Regions from separate parts of the Mus musculus genome. Here all the other regions are linked to region 2. The links are chromatin loops, found by intact Hi-C in ENCODE. Cell type or tissue: heart. All regions are shown on one strand. Each heading gives the region's core, and the rest is flanking DNA. Links, peaks and the distances in the headings are about the cores only.

Region 1 (5,403 bases), core at 194-5,193, 77 kb before region 2:
TTGCCATTTGAAAATGTCCTTCCCAGCATCCCTGAGATGGGAAAACCTCTCTGGGGTTGACAGTTTTCCAAGCTTCAACCTCTGCTTTAGATGTAAATACAAAGCAAGCACTTTCTCACAGGCCTAGCAGACACCCAGGGAAGAGCTTTTCTTCTCTCTGCTCGGTTTCCTGTTCCAAACGTTTGCTTCCCCCTCCCCACCCCCACCCCCCACCCCCCACCCCGTTACAAATCAGGACAAGGGGCTGCAGCATAGGTCAGTAGAACCACATTGTATCCAAGAATCTACAGCCAACACATTTGTACATTATTACACTGTTTTCATTCTAATGTGTAAGGACAGGGTAAGTAGGTTGTTAGAATGGGCTATTGACATTCAATCATTTTTACTGAAAACCAGTAGATTACAGTCTTATGACAGTTTCCTGTCATTTGTGAACTTCATCTCCAGGACAGCAAAGCAGTCATCCAAACTCTTGGATTAGGACTGGGGTGCCACTCAGTCCTAGAGCGCATGCCGTGTGTGGGCAAGACCCTGAATTAGAACCAGAGAAGGAGGGAGGGAAGGAAGGAGGGAGGGAAGGAGGGAGGGAGGGAAGGAGGGAGGGAGGGAAGGAGGGAGGGAAGGAGGGAGGGAAGGAGGGAGGGAGGGATGAGCAGGGGGAGGGGAGGGAGGGAGGGAATATATCTTCCAGAGAAAGGGACTCTCTCTCTCTCTCTCTCTCTCTCTCTCTCTCTCCCCTCCCTCTCTCCCTCCCTCCCTCCTTCCCCCTTTCTCCCTCCCTCTCTTCCTCCCTCCCTCCCCCTCTCCCCCCACCTCCATCTCTGTGTCTTTGTCTGTGTCTGCACACTAGGGCAGGCAGGTTTTCCCAGGATCAGGAGCGGACCAGGGAGTATAGTTGAAAGCTGTGTGTAAGGAGTACACATAGAGCCTGCTGCACATTATCAGAGGCGCTGTAAAGTCTAGAGCAGACGTTCTCAACCTATGGCTCTTGACCCGTTGTGGGGGTTGAATGATCTTTCACATGGAAGACCATGGGAAAACACAGAGATTTACCTTATGATTCATAACAGTAGCAAGATTACGGTTACAAAGTAGCAGCGAAATAGCAACAACAGGAAGAGCTAGCTGTATTGAAGGGTCGCAGCATTAGGAGGTTTGAGAACCATTGGTCTAGTGGTTTCAGTAGATGTTGGTTGGGTCATCAGCCAAGTAGGTCCTTCCCTTCTGTCATACATGCAAATAGAGCCAGGGTAGTAAGGACCTAAACTCGGAGAATAAAACTTGTATGCTGTTAGTGTAGAGCAAACTGTAAATGGTTGTTAGTTGTACAGAGTGGGTTTATTACAGTGTAGGGGGAATGCTGGGTAATGCCAGCCTGTGACCTCATCGCCCAGGAGGCAGAGACAGAGGCTCAGAAGATCAGGGTCATCCTCAGCTACAGGGCAAGTTTGAGGCTAGCCTTGGGTACATAAGACCCTGCTTCAAAAAATATGGGGGTCCCAGGGAGCTGGCGAGGCTGCTCAGTGGTTAGGAGCAGTGGCAAAGGACCCAGGTTCGGTTCCCAGCACCCACATGGCAGCTCACAGTCTTCCTTAACTCCAGTTCTAGAGGATCCGATGTCTTCTTCTGACCTCCGCGGGTACTGTGTGTGCATGGTGCACAGACATGCAGACAAAACCCTGTACACAGAAAATAAAAAGAAATCTTTTAAGAAAAAAAAAAAAACTCACCCACCCAGAAAGAGAACATGGGCTAGAGAGATGGCTCAGTGGTTAAAAGCACTGACTGCTCTTCCAGGGGTCCTGAGTTCAATTCCCAGCAACCACATGGTGGCTCACAACCATCTGTAATGGGATCTGATGCCCTCTTCTGGTGTGTCTGATGACAGCTACAGTGTACTCATATAATATACATAAAATAAACAATTCTTTCTAAAAAAAAAAAAAAAGGAAAGAAAGAACACAGGACTGACTTCTGTAAGTAGTACTCTAAGCTCAACACTTGTGCTGTGGCCTATGCATCCCCCTACATACCACACACACACACACACACACACACACACACAATTAAAATGATTAAAATGTAACAATTTTTTTAATTGTAAAAGAAGTTGAAAATAACCACCGGGGCACAGTACAACTACAGAGCTATTAAATTATAATTAACTCAAGCATGGCATGCTGAGGATTCCCAGTTTATTCAAGCAGGGAAACGCTACCAGGAAGCCCTCCCCAGTCCCTGGAGGTTGACTGTTCTGCACATAGCACCCCAATCTTGATTGCATCCTGAGGTGTGCTCCCAACAGAGCTCCCAGGACAGGAAATGCCCAAAAAGAACTCAGGGATTTGTTCCGCCAGAACCGCAAGATCAACTTTGACCGAGAGAAGGGCTTAGTGGAAGTTATCATCCAACAACTTTCCGAAGATGACAAGGGGTCCTACACCGCCCAGCTCCAAGATGGAAAAGCCAAGAACCAGATCACTCTCGCCCTGGTGGATGACGGTCAGCCTGGCCCCTCTCCTCCCTGAAACACCTGCTCCACCCCACCAGCCTGAACCCATCCTTCCCGCCCACCCCCCACCATCATTCCCTGCTCCCCAGGCCTATAAGGTCTGCTAAGCACGTCCCTGGTCTTCCACCCACCCCAGTTCCCTTTGCTCTCTTCACTCATGCCGTTTCCTCCCGGTGTATTCACAGAATTTGACAAGCTCCTGAGAAAGGCAGACGCAAAGAGAAGAGACTGGAAGAGAAAACAGGGTAAGCCACTGGTCAGTGCTGAAAAATACCAACCCAGCCAGGGAGGTTCACCATGATCTGGTCAAGTCCTGCCCTGATAACAGAATAAAACTTCATTTTCCAAGCCCGAGGCCGGCCAGTGTCTCCTTAAAACTCGCTTCGTTTAAGAAGACCCCAGGCCCCTTGCTCCCCCGACCGCAGTCCTTGCCCTGGTCTTGGAGACCAGAGTCTTTGGCAGTCTCCGTCCCAGCTGTTTTCCCCTGTCTAGCCACCAGGTGGCGCCCTGGTTCAGCTTAAAGCTCATGACTCCTGGGTTTGTCCTCTTTCCCTTGCAGGTCCCTATTTCCAGGAGCCTTTGACCTGGAAGGTCACAGATGACTGCCAAGTGCTTCTGTCGTGCAAGGCAAGTCTACACCCCTCCTCCAACCCGGCCATCAGTCCAGTGAGGCATGACCTGTGACTTGTCCCGAAGCCCAGTGCCAATCCTTGCCAACTCCACCCTAGGATTCTATCTCCTGTGACTGGCTGATCCCACGCCTGGGAAGTGGCCCCTGGGAGAAAGTGTGCATACAGAGAGACACAGTCACACACACACACACACACACACACACACACACACACACACACACACATAGTCAGACAGACAGATGGACACATGTGTGTCTGTATGAATCATCCACACTTTTTTTTTTTAAGATTTATTTATTATTATATCTAAGTATACTGTAGCTGTCTTCAGACACACCAGGAGAGGGCGTCAGTGTCGCGCCCGCTCTCGACCAGCAAGAATGACGCGACCACCAGTCCTTCTAACAGCAGTTTATTCAGTCCTGATTCTTCTTGTTTATATCTCCCCCGAACCCTGGGCCTCTCACTCCTTTTATACTCTCTCTCATCCACGCACCGCAGGCCACGCCCCCTCGCCAGTCACGAGGCTTCAGCTAATCAGGGCAGCAGGGGCAAATCTCCACCAAATTGGATTCACCTGTATCCTGGTACACCTGCGCAGCACTCAAGATGTTTGTGTCTTATATGAGGAAGTCAGGTGCAAGTCATATGACTTAGCTGCAGTCCCTGGCGCCTTTGGGACTGCCGCCACACCCGCTCCCCACACGTCAGATCTCTTATGGATGGTTGTGACCCACCATGTGGTTGCTGGGATTTGAACTCAGGACCTTTGGAAGGACAGTCAGTGCTCTTAACCTCTGAGCCATCTCTCCAGCCCCTCATTCACACTTTCTATGCTGCCTCAGAGGCGGGAAAGCAAGTAACAAACTGAAGACATGAAGGTGTCAGGGGCCAGGTCCCAACCCAGTCACCCTTACTCAAAGCCCAGGTCCTTTGAGAATGTGCAAGAAAGCCCCTTCACCATTCTGCTCTTTCTGAGAAGAATGCCATCAGTGTTCAGCAAGGTCTTGGGCATCCAGAGTTCCCTTGGGCCTCTGGGAAGACACAGCACAAGGCAGAATTACTAAATACCACATGCCTTATCCTTGATCAGATACATTCAGGAAACTCATTAGTTATGAGGCAAGGCTATGCCCTTTGGGATACTTCAAGGAGGACTTCCTGGAGGCGGTAACAGCTGACTTCATCAAGAGGCCTAAGTATTCACAAGAAAAAAACAGTGAAAGAGGTCAAGAGGCAGGAAGTGACATTAGCAAAAGTCAGGACTTGAGACATATAGTTTAAGGAAGGGATCCGCTGGCTTTAGTGCACCAGGAGTCTCGGTGGTGGGCCATGTGGGAGGAGCCATGTAAAAGAGCATGGGTTTTTATCTTAAAATGGAAAGTCTGATGGAGCTCCCTCATGCCCCGTCCTCCTCAGGTAACAAACACGAAGAAGGAGAGTCGCTTTCAGTGGTTCTTCCAGAAGAAAGAGGCGCCACATGGGCAGTACAACCCGCCGACCGGAGATGGGAGTCTCTCCATTGAGGGGGTGAGTGCAGGTGGGACTTGGGGTTCACCCTGCTCAGCTGCCCACTGAATGGTGACAAGAGTGCTGGGCAAGAGCCTGAGCAGAGCTGGTCACACAGAAGCGCCAGAGCCCAGTCAAGGAAGGATTGGGGGTGGGGCTGGAGAGCTGGCTCAGAGCTCTTGCTGCTGGGGACCCGATGCTCACAGCTGTCTGTAGCTCCAGTTCGCCCTCTTCTGGCCTCCATGGGCATTACACCCACACTGTGCACAGACATACATGCAACACATAAAATAGTTAAAGAGAATGCTTTTTAGAAGATAAATATTAGGACGTGGGAGTGTGGTTCAGCTGGCAGAGAGCTTGTTGAGCATACACAAAAAGCACCACAGAAATGAAGTGTGAATGACACAAAAGGTGTTTGAGGCTAGCCTAGGCTATGTCCGTCTTAAAAACAAACAAACAATCAAACAACAACTACAAAACCCCTAAAGCCAAGCATAGCAGCTCACTCCTTTAATCCCAGCACTTGGGAGGCAGAGGCAGGAAGAGTTCTGTGAGTTTGAGGCCCGCCTGGTCTATAAGGTGAGTTCCAGGATACCCAGTGCAGAGAAAAGCTCTGTCTTGCAAAACAACAACCAAACAAATATAATTAGATTAAAAATAAACAAACTGAACTCATTTATGCATTTTTGAAAACTCAAAATTAACATTTAAAATCCAGGACGTAAATGTTTCAAAACACAGGCC
Region 2 (5,403 bases), core at 81-5,080:
GGCTCACATAGAAGTTTGTAACTGCTGTGGGAAGTGCGTAATCTCTAGCCAGTGAGCCCCAAGTTCAGTTAGGGAACTCATCTCAAAGAACAAAATGAAGGGCATAGTGATAGCCCTCCTAACTCCAGCACTCTGGGAGGTGGAGGCAGGAGAATCTCAGAGGTCAGGGCCAGCCAGGCTTACTGTGATCCTGTGTCCAAAACAAAAGCAAAAAAGGAGAAGCTGGTGAGGTTGATTAGCAGGTCAAGCCACTCCCACGCCCCTCCCCCTCGAGCCTGCCAACCTGAGTTCTGGGACCTCCATGGTGGAAGGAGAGAACAAACTCCTACAACGTTTCCTATGACATCCACACCATGCCGTGGCACACACATGCCAACACCATAAATGAGGAAATAATGTAAGCAGACAATGTACAGAGCCATCGAGAATGTCCAGTGCAAATAACTTCTGGCCTCAACAGCGTGTGCCCATCCAGAGAGAGAGACAGAGAAGAGAAGCATTCCCCTGCCTAATCTAAATAGAAGTACAAAGAGGGAAGTCAAATGACACCCGAGGTCTATTGTTTAGACTCCAACGCGGGGGGGGGGGGGTTGTTGGCACAGTCACCCTGTGGGCCACACCTATACAAGTCTCTAATCTACTGACTCAAGAGCTTGTCACTTGTTTGTTCTTTCTTCTTCAAGCTTGTTTGTAAATTCGGGGTCACTTTGAATGTCTGCAGGCAGGCCTGCTAGGAGGAGCCCGGGCTCTCAGAGACAGCTCACGCTCTCATTAGTGTTACCAAACTAGTATGAAGCCCCACGCCTCCTTTCTCACCGCGTGCTTTCGTTTCCTGAGGAAGCATCTGGGGCTGGTTTCTACACGTTCACACATTCGGGAGAACTTGCAAGTCTATTGTCAGCCGCGGCAGTCACCTGATTCTAATTACCAAATGGAGGCAGCACAGGATGTCCGTGGGAAACTCCCACGGCTCTGGCTCTCGTGATGCTCCGGGGAGGGCTTCAGCCTGCAAGACCTTAAAGAGCCCTGCCTGATCTCTACCGACTGACACCCACATTCACAGCCCTGGGAGATGGGCCTGTGCATGGTTCAGTCCAGCTGAGTCCAGTCTCTCACTCAGGAATCTGAGTTACTCTCTGGCAGTCCCCTATCATGGAGCGGTGTGTCTGGAGTCCTTGTTTGCTGTGTCGCTCTCAACAACACATAAGAAGGCATTTCCTAAACAAGATGATTTAGCTTAGGTTTGTTGCAGTAGGGGGTTGTTGTTTGAACCGGATCTCATACCCCAGGCTGGCCTCAAACTTGCTTTGCAACTGAGTGTCCTTGAATGGCCTTGCTATCTGCACTTCCCAACAGCCGGGTCTGCAGCTATGTGCCACCATGCCCAGCCTAATTTATTTATGCTTTTGGAAACAACATACTTGTGTGGTTATTAGAATTGTATGCTATGGCCATATGCAATTAATTTCATGGCCAGCCAGTGTTTGCAGGTTTTTTTATTATTATTATAGGCTGAGCTAGATATACTTACAAATTTTAATTTCCTTAAATAAATTTCCCTCAAATTCCAAGCTACAAAATTATTAGGTCATGAGGTAAACATATAGGTTAAGTGTGGTTAATTTTTTATCAACTTGACACAAGCTAGGATCACCTGGGAAGAGGGAACTATGCTGAAAAAAAAGTCATCAGATTGGTCTGAGGACAAGTCTGTTGGGAATTTTGTCGTTTGTTTGTTTGTTTGTTTGTTTGTTTGTTTTTCGAGACAGGGTTTCTCTGTATAGCCCAGGCTGTCCTGGAACTCACTTTGTAGACCAGGCTGGCCTGGAACTAAGAAATCCACCTGCCTCTGCCTCCCAAGTACTGGGATTAAAGGCGTGTGCCACCATGCCCTGCCTTTTTTTTTTAATTTATCTATTTAATATATATGAATAACACTGTAGCTGTCTTCAGGCACACCAAAAGAGCACATCAGATCCCATTACAGATGGTTGTGAGCCACCTTGTGGTTGCTGGGAATTTAACTTGGGACATCTGGAAGAATAGTCATTGCTCTTAACCTCTGAGCCATCTCTCCAGCCCCGGGAATTTTTTCTTATTAGTGGTTAAATGGGAGGACCCAGTCCACTGTGGGTGGTGCCACCCCTGCCTGGGCCAGTGGTCCTGGGTTCTATAGGAAAACAAGCTGAACAAGCCACAAGAAGCAGGCCAATAGGCAGAGTCCCTCTAAGACCTCTGCTTCAGTTCCTTCCTGCACGTACCGGCCTTGACACTCAACCTGGGGTGTTTTTTTTTTTGTTTGTTTTTTTTTTGTTGTTGTTTTTGGGTTGTTTTGTTTTTCGAGACAGGGTTTCTCTGTATAGCCCTGGCTGTCCTGGAACTCACTCTGTAGACCAGGCTGGCCTCGAACTCAGAAATCCGCCTGCCTCTGCCTCCCGAGTGCTAGGATTAAAGGCGTGCACCACCATGCCCGGCTCAACCTGGTTTTATCTTAACAACAGAAAAGTAGACAGTAAAGCTTTTAGTATGTGTTACCAAACACCTTCTATAAACTATGTAGAGACTGGAGAGCTGGCTCAAACAGTTAAATACTTCAGACACAGGCATGGGGACCTAAAATTAGAACTCACATTAAAATCTAGGCTCTGCTATGCAGGGATGTAACCGCAGTGCTGGATTCAAGGAGCGCAGAGACAGGTGGATTCCCAGGGCTCACTGGCCGGCCAGCCTAGCCAATTGCTAAACTCTGGGTTCTCAAAACATAATATAAGAGAGTGACTGAAGAAGATACTCAGTCTCTAATGTAGCTGCTACAAAGCATCCACACAGACATGCATGTGTGCCCACATATGAACATGTATACACACACATACAGAGAGAGAGAGGAAAGATAAAGAAGTTATATGTTGTGCCAGGTCATGGTGGCGCACGCCTTTAATCCTAGCACTCGGGAGGCAGAGGCAGGTGGATTTCTGAGTCTGAGGCCAGCCTGATCTACAGAGGGAGTTCTAAAACAGCCAGGGCTACACAGAGAAACCCTGTCTCCAAAAACCAAAAAAAAAAAAAAAAAAAAAAAAAAAAAAACAACTTTTTTTTTTAATTTAAAAATTATGTGTCCATTTAAGTCCCTAGCACCAGCGTTCAGGTCACATCCCAGCTCTGGAGTCACTGTTCTTCCTTGTTAGTAATGGCTGTTCCTCTGACCTTGGATCTGTAAGATGAGCTGGTGAAATAATGGAAATTGTTTGTTTGTTTTTTTAAAGTGTTCTTTAAGGTCACATACCATATGTGGCCTCTTGTACAAGAAGCCCCATAGGACAGCTCTTTGCCCCACCAAATATGACAGTAATGAGGTCTCCCGACTCATTTAAGTCAACATCGTCCACGGCTGTAGACTTGTCAGTTGATCCATGAACATCTGTTAATTTTCCACTCACTAGAGCAGGCTAACATTTGTTGTCTGCCTTGTGGCATTGATTTTGAGAGAGACTTCGAAAGTCAGGCTACCACGGACAAAGACTCATTCCCATAGAGGATTAAATAGCTTGGCCCAACGACAGCCATTGACATTCTCACTCTTGGGAACAGCAGCAACAAGAGGGTCAACAGCTCTGAGTCCCAGGATGTTGGGAGCCGCCCTCACATTTGCCATTATAAGATGGCGCTGACAGCTGTGTTCTAAGTGGTAAACATAATCTGCACACGTGCAGGGGCAGTTTTCCCGCCATGTGTTCTGCCTTTCTCGTGATGACAACTGGGCCGATGGGCTGCAGCCAATCAGGGAGTAATACGTCCTAGGCGGAGGATAATTCTCCTTAAAAGGGACGGGGTTTTGCCATTCTTTTTCTCTCTCTTGCTCTTGTTGTTCTTCTTGCTCTTGTTTTTTTTCTCTCTCTTGTTCTTGCTTTTTCTCTCTCTTGCTCTTGCTTTCTTGTTCTTGTTCTTTTTCTTGCTTTCTTTCTCTCTCTTGCTCTCTCTCTTGCACTCTTGCTCCTGAAGATGTAAGCAATAAAGTTTTGCCGCAGAAGATTCTGGTTTGCTGTGTTCTTCCTGGCCGGTCGCGAGAACGCGTGTAAGACCAGGAAGTGATTCTCTCCTGCCCTAGGGGGAGGGTCTCCCAGTGTGGTCCAGGCTGCCCCACAACTCACATGTACTGAGTTGGGGACATATAGTTCAGTGGTATATTGCTGGTCTAACATGCACACCGCTCTAGGTTCAAACCCAGCCTCACCCACGAAACAAATAACTCGGTTTGGACAATAACAGTGAGTGTTGTAACCCCGGCTGTCTTGGAACTTGCTCTGTAGCCTAGGCTGGCCTGCAGCTCAGATCCACCGGCCTCTGCCTCCATGCTGGGATTAAAAGCTGTGTACCATCTGTAGGAGAGCTGGCAAGCTGACCAACTCAGCTACCATCCAGGGCTTTGAGCTGGCCCACTCCAGCATCTACCCCACCTATGAACTGCTGGAGTGCATGAAGTCAGGGGCCGGTCCTGCAGGTCCAAAGCTGCAGGATCTCCATGACACAGGGCAAACAGCTGGGGATCCAAGAGGAGTCCCGGTTTTCTTTTGGAGGTGAGGGGTGCAGAGAGCAAATGCAAAGGGTTGGGGGGTTGAGTGGGATTGGGGTGGATGATGTGAAATTCACAAAGAACCCCAAAAAGGTTGGTTGGTTGGTTGGTTTGTCTGTTTTTTAAAAAGTGTGCACCCCCGCTGCCCGGTGGGCTGGAAGGAGGAGTGCTCAGCCACTAAAGGCTCCGTGCACAATGCCACGATTACTGTGAGAAACAATCAGTCAACCAAGGAAGACGGGACAACCTGACCAGGCATGGGCCATGTGCAACAGAACAGAGCGTGCTCCAGCGCTGCACTCTCCAAGAGCAGATGCTATGCAAATGGCTCACTGCAAGTCCACTTACAGGACCTCAGGCCTTTGAAGCTTGGACCTGTCTTGGCGGTCCAGCCAACCTCTGTTCTTCAAAGCACCTCTCTCTGCTTTAGGAGCTCTCTCGATTTCTTTTTCTTATTTTTAAGACAGGGTCTCTCTACATGCCCCTGGCTGGCTGTCCTCGAACTATGTAAACCAGACAAACAGCTCTCTGTTGAGTTCAAAGTTTGTCTCCCTCTCCCAGATCATTACTCCTGGCAACTATCTCCATTTCTGTCCTCAGCCATGTGTCTGTCACGTTCTTCCATTGGGGACATAAGGGTCTGAAAATCACAGCAGGTGTCCTTCTGGACTCCAGCCCATGTGATCCACAGGGCTTCTCCCAGCTAAGCTCCCTGGAGGATGAGCACTGTATCAGGATAGTCTTTAAATGGGATTTTATTTACTATTTATTTGTTTGTTTATTTATTTATTTATTTAAAGATTTATTAACCAGGCTGGGTGTGGTGGCGTATG
Region 3 (5,403 bases), core at 73-5,072, 60 kb before region 2:
AGGGAGGAGTTATCAAATTCTAGCTGTTTGCTGCCAAATCTTAGATGATTTTGGAAATTATAAAGGAGGAAATAAAAAAAAGACAATCTGTATTTTCATCAAGAGGCAGCACCCGTGGTCTCTGAAATGACTTTGGAATTGAGAGACAAAATGAACCGTTCATCAGCTTGGCAGCTCATCACCCAGTGGAGTACGGTGGATCCTGGCAGCCCTCAGGGGCTCCTGTTCTGGGCTTCATGGTGATGAATGAGTTCTCAGATGAGGGGAGATAGGGGTGGGGGTGGGGGGAAGGTCCTGGTGAAAGTTTGGGGAGCCATCAGATCTTTTTTATTACTTTTTAATTTGTGTATGTACACATAGACACACCATGGCACACATGTGAGGCTAGAGAAAGAACTATGGAAGTCGGTTCTCTCCTCCCATCATGTGAGTTCTGGAAGTCAGACTCAGGTTCTCAGGCCTCAAGGCTTCGACTCACCTGCAAACACCTCTGGACTGCACATTCCTTTCTGCCCGCTAGCCAAGTCCTTTTTCTCTCTCTGAGCCTGTTTCCCATCTATAAAACAAGACCAGCGGGTCAGGTGACAGATGCCTGAAGTCTCAGAACCTTGGAGATGGAGAGTCATGAGTTCAAAGCCATCCTCACCTACATAGTTCAAAACCAGCCTGAGCTACATAAGACCTGTCTTGGATTTGTTTGTTTGTTTGTTTTGTTTTGTTTGTTTGTTTGTTTGTTTGTTTGTTTGTTTTTCAAGACAGGGTTTCTCTGTGTAGCCCTGGATGTCCTGGAACTCACTTTGTAGACCAGGCTGGCTTCAAACTCAGAAATCCACCTGCCTCTGCCTCCCAAGTGCTGTGTTTAAAGGCATGCGCCACCATGCCCGGCTTTCAAAAATATTTTTAATGAACGGATTTAAAAAGTAGGGAGCTGGGGAGATCCCTCCATGGGTGAAGTGCTCAGTTGGCAAACATGATAACCTGAGTTGGATCCCACGTAAAAATGAAAAGACAGAACTAACTCCACAGACTCGCCCTTTGACCTCCACGTGTGCACACACCCACATGCATCTTGCACACATACATGCGTGCATAAATAATAATTAATAAAAATAGGAGCTAGAGAAAAGACTCGGGGGCTGGAGAGATGGCTCAGCAGGTGAAGGCACTGACTGCTCTTCCGAAGGTCCTGAGTTCAAATCCCAGCAACCACATGGTGGCTTACAACCACCCGTAATGAGATCTGACACCTTCTGGTGTGTGTGAAGTCAGCTACAGTGAACTTATGTATAATAATAAATCTTTAAAAAAAAAAAAAGAAAGAGAGAGAGAGGAAGGAAGGAAGGAAGGAAGGAAGGAAGGAAGGAAGGAAGGAAGGAAGGAAGGAAGAAAAGACTCGGTGGATAAAAGTAATTGCCTTCTACGCTTGACAACCCAAGCTCAATCCTGGGAGCCACATGAAGAAGCCAGATGTCATCCCAGAACCCTTACATCAACATGGGAGGCAGAGATGGCAGAATCTTCCAGAAGCAGCAGGCTAGATCACCTAGAGCTTGCAACACGGTAGAGACAAGGATCCTTGCTGCAACAACAGATGTGGGAGGAGAGAACCAACTGTTAGAAGTTGTTATCTGACTTCAGACGGGTGCCTCGGTACACGTGCATGCCCTGCCACACAAGAATAGATAACTAGGTAGACAGACACGAAAACAAGACTATCAAAAGCAATTTCTAGGGACTGTCCAGCTGACACCAAATTTTCTTTTTATTATTACTTCCACGACTCTGTTCTCCTTTGCTTTCCCTATCCTATGAAAATGTGGTATAGAGAAAAAGTTCCCTCCTGGCCCAACCTCCTGTTCACATTTTGAAATCTCTGAAAGGAATCTTTGCCGCTTTCCTGGGTCTATAGACCATTTCAGCGAAAGTCTATTAGCCGTAATGGAAGATGGTGTGAGCGCCCCCTGTTGACGTGGTTTGGTTTTGCACTCTAAGAAGCCACTATGGGAAAGCCTACCCTGGGGGAAATGGGGTGTCTTAATTAGGTGACAAACCAATCTGGGGACAGAAGCCGGTCCCTGCTGCTGCTTTAGAGCCTCTGCAATATGTCAATCATAGGTGAGATTCTTTTTAGAAATTCCTGATCTGATAATTCCAATATCCTGGGCATCCCAGAGCCTGATTCTTCTGTCTATCCCATCTCTAACGCACAGTCTGCCCTTTAGAGTGGCTTTGTGGTTTACTGTGGAAAGACAGACCAGACAAACGAGGTCAAAATGATGTCAGAAATAATAAGCAGGCTTTTAGTGCTGAAGGGACGTATAAAGTGTGGGGGAGGGGAAATATTATTATCCGGTGTGTGACTGGGTCTCAGACTTGGGAGGAGGGGCAGTCTCATGTAGCCCAGGCTGGCCTTTATCAGGCTATGTAGCCAAGGATGACCTCTGCCATAATTTCCCAAGCATATCCAGTTTATGAAGTGCTGGGGAGTGAACCCAGGACGTCGTGTTAAGTAAGCACTTTGCCAACTGAGCTGAATCTCCAGTTAGAGAGAACCTGTGCCCCCCACACCATGTGCTTCTCTCTCGCTTCCCACGGTAAGATAGGAAAACTACACGCTGGAATTGGGTGTTCTCACTTCCCTCCGCTGAATAGAACCTGGTGAAACAGCAGTGCTAGGGACAGGTCCTCTCACGCCCTAGTGTGTTTAAAAAAAACAAACAAACAAACAAACAAAAAAACTGGTTCCGTTTTCCTCCTCCTAATGGAGTTGGACAAGAATTTTCTCAGCTCTTCACTGTGAGGACATGGCCTAACGCCTTCAGGTAAAACAAAAGAGGGGGAACTCCCCGAGGGCTGGATCCACCCGAGTCCTCCCTCTGGCCTGGTAGACTGAGTCTCCCATGAATCATCTTTTGAAACTCATATCTGGACCACAGCACTGGTTCCCCAGTCCCCGTGAGGTCCCTATGTTCACCTGTCTGTCTCTCCATCATTAGGGAGAGCAATATGCCCTGTGACCTCAACTTCTCTGACAGACGGGCCAAAGAGAGTCTGTTAATTATTGGTAGAATGGGGTGACAACAATGTTTTAATAGAACAGATGGCTGAGGCCCCAGGTCTAAAGAACAGTTCTCTGGGTACAGCCCCCCTCCCTTCCCCCATGGAGGCTGAAGAGCTGTCTGAGGCTCTTTTCTGGTTGTTGTGACCCTGATAGACAAAAGTATCTTAAGGGAGAAAGGGTTAATTCTAGCTCACCTCTCAGAGGACTAGTCTGTCATGGCAGGGGATGCAAAGCGGCAGGAATTGGAAGCAGCTGCTCTCCTCCCATCTGCAGCGAGGAACATGGAGTGGTGGATGAATGTATGTGTGTCAGGGCTTAGCAGGATACCTTGTATACAGCACTGGAGCTCCTGCCTAGGGAATTGTGCCACCCACAGTGGGCAGGTTTTCCCAGTTGAGATAATTCCTTGAAGACATTCTTGGAGGCCCATCTTCCAGGTCATTTTAGAGCTCACCAAGTTGACAATCAGTGACCTCCCACTGTCCCTCAGATGTCTTACATTCAGTCCTAAGGAGATCTACAGTACCACAGGGACAGGACCCATGTGAGGGGAGAGTCTCACTGAAGGCTATGAGCCAACAACCTCCTGTGGGTTTTTTCCATCTCCAGCTTCTATATTCCTTGAACCTTGGCCCTCTGTAGCATGGCCCAATGACTGCCCAACTTGATCTCATTTATATCTAGGAGTTTGGAAGCCTGTGCATCCCTGACTCTCCCTTCCCAACTGCTCGAAGACCCCCCTGCCTCCTGCCTCCTCCTTCCCAGCATCTCTGTTGCTTGGCTGATTCCAAACGTCAGCCTTCCCTAGTGTTCCTTGTCTAACTTCTGGGAAGAGCTCAGATCACCTAACCTGACTACTGATCCCCTGTGTGGGACACTGTAAAACAAGGAAATTTGACTCTTAACCAACAGCACATAAGCAAAAAAATTCTCCTGAGCACCCTAATGGATGTCCCAGGACCTCAGTCTTCCAAAAAGCCCAGGCCAGATGTGCTGGTTGGAGGAAGCAGAGGCAGCCAGTCGGGTCCCCTCATTAACACGCCTCTTCTCCCTACACTAGCTCTGCTGCCCTTCACACAATAAGCAGCATGCAAGCCGGGCGTGGTGGCGCACGCCTTTGATCCCAGCACTTGGGAGGCAGAGGCAGGCGGATTTCTGAGTTCGAGGCCAGCCTGGTCTACAAAGTGAGTTCCAGGACAGCCAGGGCTATGCAGAGAAACCTTATCTCGAAAAACCAGAAAACAAAACAAAACAAAACAAAGTGAGTTCTAGGACAGCCAGGGCTATACAGAGAAACCCTGTCACAATAAATAGATAGATAGATAGATAGATAGATAGATAGATAGATAGATAGATAGATAGATGATAGATAGATAAGCAAGCAAGCATGCAATTTTTGGCCCAGTGTGGACAAAGCATTTAACGGAAGAGCCTGACAGGCAGGAAGTGGTAGGCCCGTGTAATAATTACTGCTAGGATTCTGTTGAGGCTCCAGGTGTCAATATTTAACTGCCCCCACCTTAATGTTTAAACCTTTAATTAACGTTTAAAAATTCCAAATAGCTTTAAGCAACGTGACATTTTTCACGCCAAAAAAAAAAAAAAAAAAACAGTTTCTAAAGCAGCATTCCTCAGATGTCTGCAGCAGCGAGGGGAAACCAGATACTTGATTTTTCAGTGTTTGAGAAAATGGAACAGCAGACGCTGGGGGCTGGAGACAGTTGAGCAGAGGAAGGCCTTGGGTAAGGGCAAAACAAATGACACAGCCCCGAGGAATGTGTCCCGCCTCCCGGCCTCCCAGAAATCCGCCAGCCCTGCGCAGACCTTTTCCAGTGACCTGTCCTGTACCAGATGCCCTGCAGAAAGAGAAGTTCGCAGGCCTTTGCCTTCCCAGTGGGGACTGTTCACGAGGAAGTTAGTCTCTGGCTTTTCGGTTTCGCTTTAAATGCTCTGGTGTAAGATGAAGGAGAGAAATGCGAAAGTTTCTTAGTGGGATTTGGTGGCTCACATCAGTAATCTGGGAACGAGGAAGGCTGAGGCAGAAGGGTTTCTGTGAGAGTAGGGACAGTATGAGCTACAATAGCGACTTCCAGGCCAGGCTACACAGTAGAGACCCTGTCTCAAAAAGTACATATATTAATATTTATTTATTTATTTATTTATTTATTTATTTATTTATTTATTTATTTTGGTTTTCATGAGACAGGGTTTCTCTGTGTAGCCTGTCCTGGAACTCACTCTGTAGACCAGGCTGGCCTCGAAACTCAGAAATCCACCTGCCTCTGCCTCCTTAGTGCTGGGATTAAAGGCGTGTGCCGCCACCACCTGGCAATAGTGCTGAT
Region 4 (5,403 bases), core at 115-5,114, 270 kb after region 2:
AGTCTTCCGAGTAGTTACGGCAGTCCGTGGTTACCACTCTTTCCCAGGGCCCCCACCCTCACCCCCCGGCTGCACCCTTAAAACTTCTCTCTCTGGCTTTCCCGCAAAACTGCAGCTCTACCCACTAGCCCGCCTCCAGGCAAGAAGCGGCTCCGCGGCGCCAGGGCCGGGCCGATTCTCGGCCCACGTGGCCCAGTGGCTGGGAAGGCGGAGCTCCGGGCCCCGCCTCCCTGCTCGGCCCCGCCCCCGGCCCGCTGCCCGCGCTCCCCCGCCCCCCGCGGGCCCTGAGGGCCGCTCGCAGGTGTTCGCTGGCGCCCGGATGTCTGAGCTCTGGCTCCACTCTGGCTCCGGCTCCCTCCGCAGCCTGCGGGCGGGGCTCGCAGCCCATCCGGAGCCTCGCGGCGCCCCCGCTGCTCTGCCAGCAGCAAGGGCTTGCAGCTTCCAACTCGGCCTGGGGGAGCCCACACCCCCCCTCACCCCACACACACACACCGGGCCGAGTCACTGACCCCACTGCTCTCGTGCACACACACACACACACACACACACACACACACACACACATACACACACGACCGAGTCACTGACCCCACTGCTCTCGTGCACACACACACACACACACACACACACACACACACACACATACACACCCGGCCGAGTCACTGACCCCACTGCTCTCGTGCACACACACACACACACACACACATACACACACGACCGAGTCACTGACCCCACTGCTCTCGTGCTGCCCCCATCGGCGCTCAGGCCGCTGCAGCATCAGCCGCACCCCAACTCGGGTTTCCTGACTCGGCCCGGAGGCGGCCTGCATCGCACCCTGCTCCTTCCTTCCTTCATTCTTTCAGGCAGCGCACATTCCTCGGGCGCCTGCGACATGCCCTGCACGAGGCTTTGCCGACCTTCCGAGAGTGGCCTCTGGCCACCAGGCTTCCCTGTCCTCCCTCCCCAACCCCGCCCGAAGCCGGCCGTGACACCCTACTTCATGCCAGAGTTCTCAGATCATTTTCCCTCCAGTTAGGATTCAATCCGAGCCAAGTCTAAGGGGTCGTTGTTGTAATTATGATGGGGGGGGGGGTCAGTCTGCAAGCCCACTGATGGGTCAGAGGGTGGGCCGAACTGGGGTTCCAACTGACTTTGGTAATAGTTTGTGGTCTGACCTCATGGACTAGGTGTGGGGTCAGAATAAGGGCATCCGGAGGCCAAGATTTGGGGGTTGCCTTTGACAAGCTACATAAGGAGGGGCAACTTTCCGTAAGCTCCTCCCCTAGCTCAGAGTTCCATCCCTCCCGGGTGCGGGCTCACCATCACTTTAGCCACCCTTACCTTCCTGCTGGAGACACCTCTCTCCTCACAGGCATCTTGCTATTCTGAGCCAGATGTCACAGGCCGAAGCCTCCTTGGGCCTGAAGCCCTATTGTCAATAGAACCCCATGTTGTCCAAGGTACAAGGGATACCACCCAAGAGCCATGTGTGTTTAGCAGCAAGCTGCTGTCCCTCCCAATACCTTTTCTTACTTGTTCACAAGTCTAAAACCTGTTAGGAATGGAAAGACTCACAGAATTGACATATGTGGCCTGCTCAGAGACATTCAGAGAGTTAGAGGTGAAGACAAGACTCTTAAATTGTGGTGTCATGGGCTGGAGAGATGGTTCAGAGGTTGGGCGCACTGGCTGCTCTTCCAGAGGTCCTGAGTTCAATTTCCAGCAACCACATGGTGGCTCACAACCATTTACAATGGGATCCAATGCTCTCTTCTGGTGTATCTGAAGACAGCTACAGTGTACTCATACGTGAAATGAATTAAAAAAAAAAAAAGTGGTGTCATGTGCCTAGCATCAGGAGGTTGAGCCTGGAGGATCCTGAGTTTAAAGTCAGTCTAGGATATGAAGCAAGAATTAATCTTAAAAATAAAGATAAGCCGGGCAGTGGTGGCGCGCGATTTTAATCCCAGTACTTGAGAGGCAGAGGCAGGTGGATTTCTGAGTTTAAGGCCAGCCTGGTCTATAGAGTGAGTTCCAGGACAGCCAGGGCTACACAGAGAAATCCTGTCTCGAAATAAATAAATAAATAAATAAATAAATAAATAAATAAAAAATAATAAATAAATAAATAAAGATAAGGGGTTGGAGAGGTGGCCCACCGGTTTAAAAAAAAAAAAAAAAAAGACCATCCTGGTTTGCCAGAAAGCCAGAGTTTGGTTCCCAGCACATACTGCCTATCCAGGGATCCAGCGCCCTCTTGTGGCAGCCATGGGCATGAGCACACATATTACACAGATAATGAAAATAAACCTCTAAAATAAACAACAGATAAGTGGAGTCAGCTGTGGCAGTGAATACCTGTTATGCCTATACTTGCAAGACAGAGGTAGAAAGATCAAAAATTCAAGCTGGGGGCTGGAGAGATGGCTCAGCAGTCAAGAGCACTGATTGTTCTTCCAGAGGTCCTGAGTTCAATTCCCAGCACCCACAATGGCAGCTCACGACCATCCATAACTCCAGTTCCAGGGGATCCAACACTCACACACAGTCATTCATTCAGGCAGAACACTAATGCACATAAAACAAACTGTTTTAAAACAAGAACAGCGGACAGGAAAAACTGAATGGTCTAAGTATAAAAGACAAAGTCTGAGTGTAAGAGAGGCAGGAAGATCTCTGAGTTTGACACCAGCCTGGCTCACTGAGTCAGTTCCAGGATAGCCAGGGCTACACAGAGAAACCCTGACTCAAAAAGCTAAAAGAAGAAAAAGAAAACACTTAACCTAGACCTTGTAGATTGGATTCTTCTCCTAGGTCTCTTTCCAACCACAGAGGTGTCCCTCAGCCAGCAGGGGTCGTTATTATTATTCCTGCTTCGGGGATGGGGTGGGCTGGAGTCTCGCCAAGCCAAGGACTTCACCCACAGCTCTTATATAGCAACTGCTAGGGCCTACTGGAGGGCACAGCCCCTCAGAGGCTCTGGAAGAGGGTGGTCAGGAAGGCACTTGTCTTCTGTCCCTGGCCAGCCCCTTCCCTGCCTCCCTTGCCAGGAACAACCAGAGGAAGGGAGACCACAGAGGACCTCAGAGCTGGGAGGGGGGGGAAGGCTGTGAGAACGCTCGCTCAGGCAGCTGAGCTGAGTTCTTATAGACACATGCGGAACTCATTACCCTACATCAAGGTGGTCGCTGGCCAGCTGGCAGTGGATGGGTTTGGGGCTAGAAGTGTGTATTGTAGGGCAAGAGAATGCTTATGGCCCAGCTGAGTCCCCAGGGTCACACAGCCAGCCACTCCATGACCTTGTTCTTACTGAGCCCTGTTTGGTTTGCAGCCTGTGCTCTTTAAAGCACCCCAACAAAAGGCCTCTGTACCCCGTGCCAAGCCCCTCTAGGTTATGTGGGAGACTTGGGGGGCCACCAATACAGACAAATACACTCTCCCCGACTCACACCCTGATCCTCATGTATGGGTCTGCGAGTGCATCCAGATGTGTGACAGGCTTCACTCTTCCAGATCTCTTGGTTGTCTCTAGGGACTTATCCTGGTGGGGGGTCCTACAACCTGCCAATCACCTCCTTCACTGCAGAAGCATCTGCATAGACCAGAACAGCGGGATATTGTTCAAAAGAGCCTATTCGGAGAGCACAGCACCTTACAGTCCAACACAATCTGAAAGAAGGGCGTGTCTCCCTCCCATCTTGCTCCATGAGGTTTCGGGATCCTAAGTAAACCATTGGTGTATACTTGGAGTGACCAGTGTGTTTGTCACCTGCATTGCTTTGGAATTTTTTGCACAGCTTGGAGACCCAGATGAGCAGTAGCCGGTTGACCCTTAACACCGTCCCCAGCATCTTCAAGTAAAAAGGGAAGGAGCTTTGAGCTAAAACTTTAAGACTGGGAAGATGGCTCAGGTAGGAAAGAGCCTTAACACTCACATAAGAAGCTGGTACAACAGCCTATGCCTGTAATATTAGTACCAGGGAAGGAAGAGACAGGAAGACCCTGGGTGTTTACTGGTAAGCCATTCTATACCAGTCCCTGAGTTCCAGGTTCATTGAGAGGCTCTGTCTCAAAATATAAGTTGGTCATCAATGGAAGAAGATGCCTGATTCCGACCTCTGGCTTCTGCACATACATGTTCTTATACACACACCCGTGCACATACACGTACGCACACACACAAAACCCACAAAAGTCCATACCAGGCCTGGCAGTGGGTGGCGCACACCTTTGATCCTAGCACTTGGGAGGCAGAGCCAGGCAGATTTCTGAGTTTGAGGCCAGCCTGGTCTACAGAGTGAGTTCCAGGACAGCCAGGGCTACACAGAGAAACCGTCTGGAAGAAAAAAACAAAGAAGAAGAAGAAGAAGAAGAAGAAGAAGAAGAAGAAGAAGAAGAAGAAGAAGAACAACAACAACAACAACAACAACAACAACAACAACAACAACAACAACAAGGTCCACCCAGCATATAAACGGTCCCGGTGGCAGCGGCTCTTCTGGTGTTTTCCTTCTGTGCGCCTGGGAAGCAGACACCCCTGACTGGATTCCCGGCTTTGTTGTGTCTCAGCATCGCCACCACAGGTAAGTCATTTTTCCTCCCAGACCCTAGCTGCATGGATGCACTGATTATATTTGATGACACGAGTAAAGCTCCTGGCACTTGATGGAGCCTGGGTGTCCCCCACCAGGGAGTCTGTGGAGTGTCGTGTCAAGTCCCCTGATAGGGTCCTCCTCCCCAGCTTCTTCGGTATTGCTGTTGGCAAAAACTCAGCATCTTAGGACCACCTACCCAGCGTGTGTGTTCTCCACAGCTCCACCGCCCATCCAGGCGAGCAGACTGGTACGAACAGCGCGGGGAGCCATTGGCTGGACTCCACACTTCAGCTCTGCTGCCTCGGACAAACTGCTCTCTGTGTCTGAGGTGCCTCTCTGCCATCCCGTGAGAAGAAACAGAGTCCCAGGGTAGATGATGACTTAGGCAAGGACATATGGAAGAGGAATAAGTACAGACCTGGAACTAAACTGCTGGACTCTAGGGTCAGGGATCAGGAGGGCCTGGTTCTGTGACCTGTTCACTGTGAGCAGCCTCTATCCTACCCAAAACAGTCCAGCAAAGACTACTTCTCCTCCTCCATGCTCTGTCCTCCCCTTCCCCCTGTCCTTTCTACCCTGCCCCCCCCCCTTTCCTTCTTTCCAGGCTCCTCTCCAACTCTCTATATAGCCAAAGATGACCTTGAACTTTTTTTTTTTAAGATGTGTTTATTTTTACTATAAGTGTGTATAAGTTGTTCTGCCAGCAGTGTGCCTGTGCAACACATGCATGCAGTACCCGAGAAGGCCACAAGAGAGCATCGGATCCCCTGGAACTGGAGTTACAGACAGCTACGAGCTGCCATGTGGG

Evidence for each region. A loop is a pair of places that touch in the nucleus more often than their neighbours do. Peaks named below come from ENCODE experiments on the same cell type or tissue, not always from the same donor. Only the 100,000 strongest peaks of a DNase experiment are listed, where the experiment ranks them.
Region 1: a loop joins it to region 2, with 9 times the contacts of the local background. A loop is called at or near these places in 18 of 42 quality-filtered maps.
Region 3: it touches region 2 in a loop (2.8-fold over the local background); 18 of 42 quality-filtered maps call a loop at or near these places.
Region 4: it touches region 2 in a loop (2.5-fold over the local background); 2 of 42 quality-filtered maps call a loop at or near these places.

What each region holds. Positions count from the first base shown.
Region 1 is chr4:135,798,642-135,804,044 of GRCm38, forward strand. It overlaps Myom3 (myomesin family, member 3), which reads left to right. Exons shown (of 37, transcript NM_001085509.2): 26 at 2,361-2,505; 27 at 2,701-2,760; 28 at 3,075-3,142; 29 at 4,567-4,677. Among named protein-coding and RNA genes, the nearest start is that of Myom3, 42 kb to the left of the region's middle. In heart, for the core only: a CTCF peak has its summit at 4,894 (motif pointing left); a DNase peak (open chromatin) is centred at 3,120.
Region 2 is chr4:135,875,889-135,881,291 of GRCm38, forward strand. No RefSeq gene overlaps it. Among named protein-coding and RNA genes, the nearest start is that of Pnrc2, 4.7 kb to the left of the region's middle. In heart, for the core only: a CTCF peak has its summit at 2,005 (motif pointing left); DNase peaks (open chromatin) are centred at 263 and 903; H3K4me3 peaks cover 1,327 bases; H3K27ac peaks cover 1,398 bases.
Region 3 is chr4:135,815,461-135,820,863 of GRCm38, forward strand. Myom3 (myomesin family, member 3) reads left to right here. Exons shown (of 37, transcript NM_001085509.2): 37 at 1-107. Among named protein-coding and RNA genes, the nearest start is that of Srsf10, 38 kb to the right of the region's middle. In heart, for the core only: a CTCF peak has its summit at 1,964 (motif pointing left); a DNase peak (open chromatin) is centred at 4,911; H3K27ac peaks cover 263 bases.
Region 4 is chr4:136,147,671-136,153,073 of GRCm38, forward strand. No RefSeq gene overlaps it. Among named protein-coding and RNA genes, the nearest start is that of Id3, 6.6 kb to the left of the region's middle. In heart, for the core only: CTCF peaks have their summits at 800 and 2,276 (motif pointing left); DNase peaks (open chromatin) are centred at 171, 861, 1,291, 3,141 and 1 weaker place; H3K4me3 peaks cover 1,199 bases; H3K27ac peaks cover 3,103 bases; H3K27me3 peaks cover 920 bases.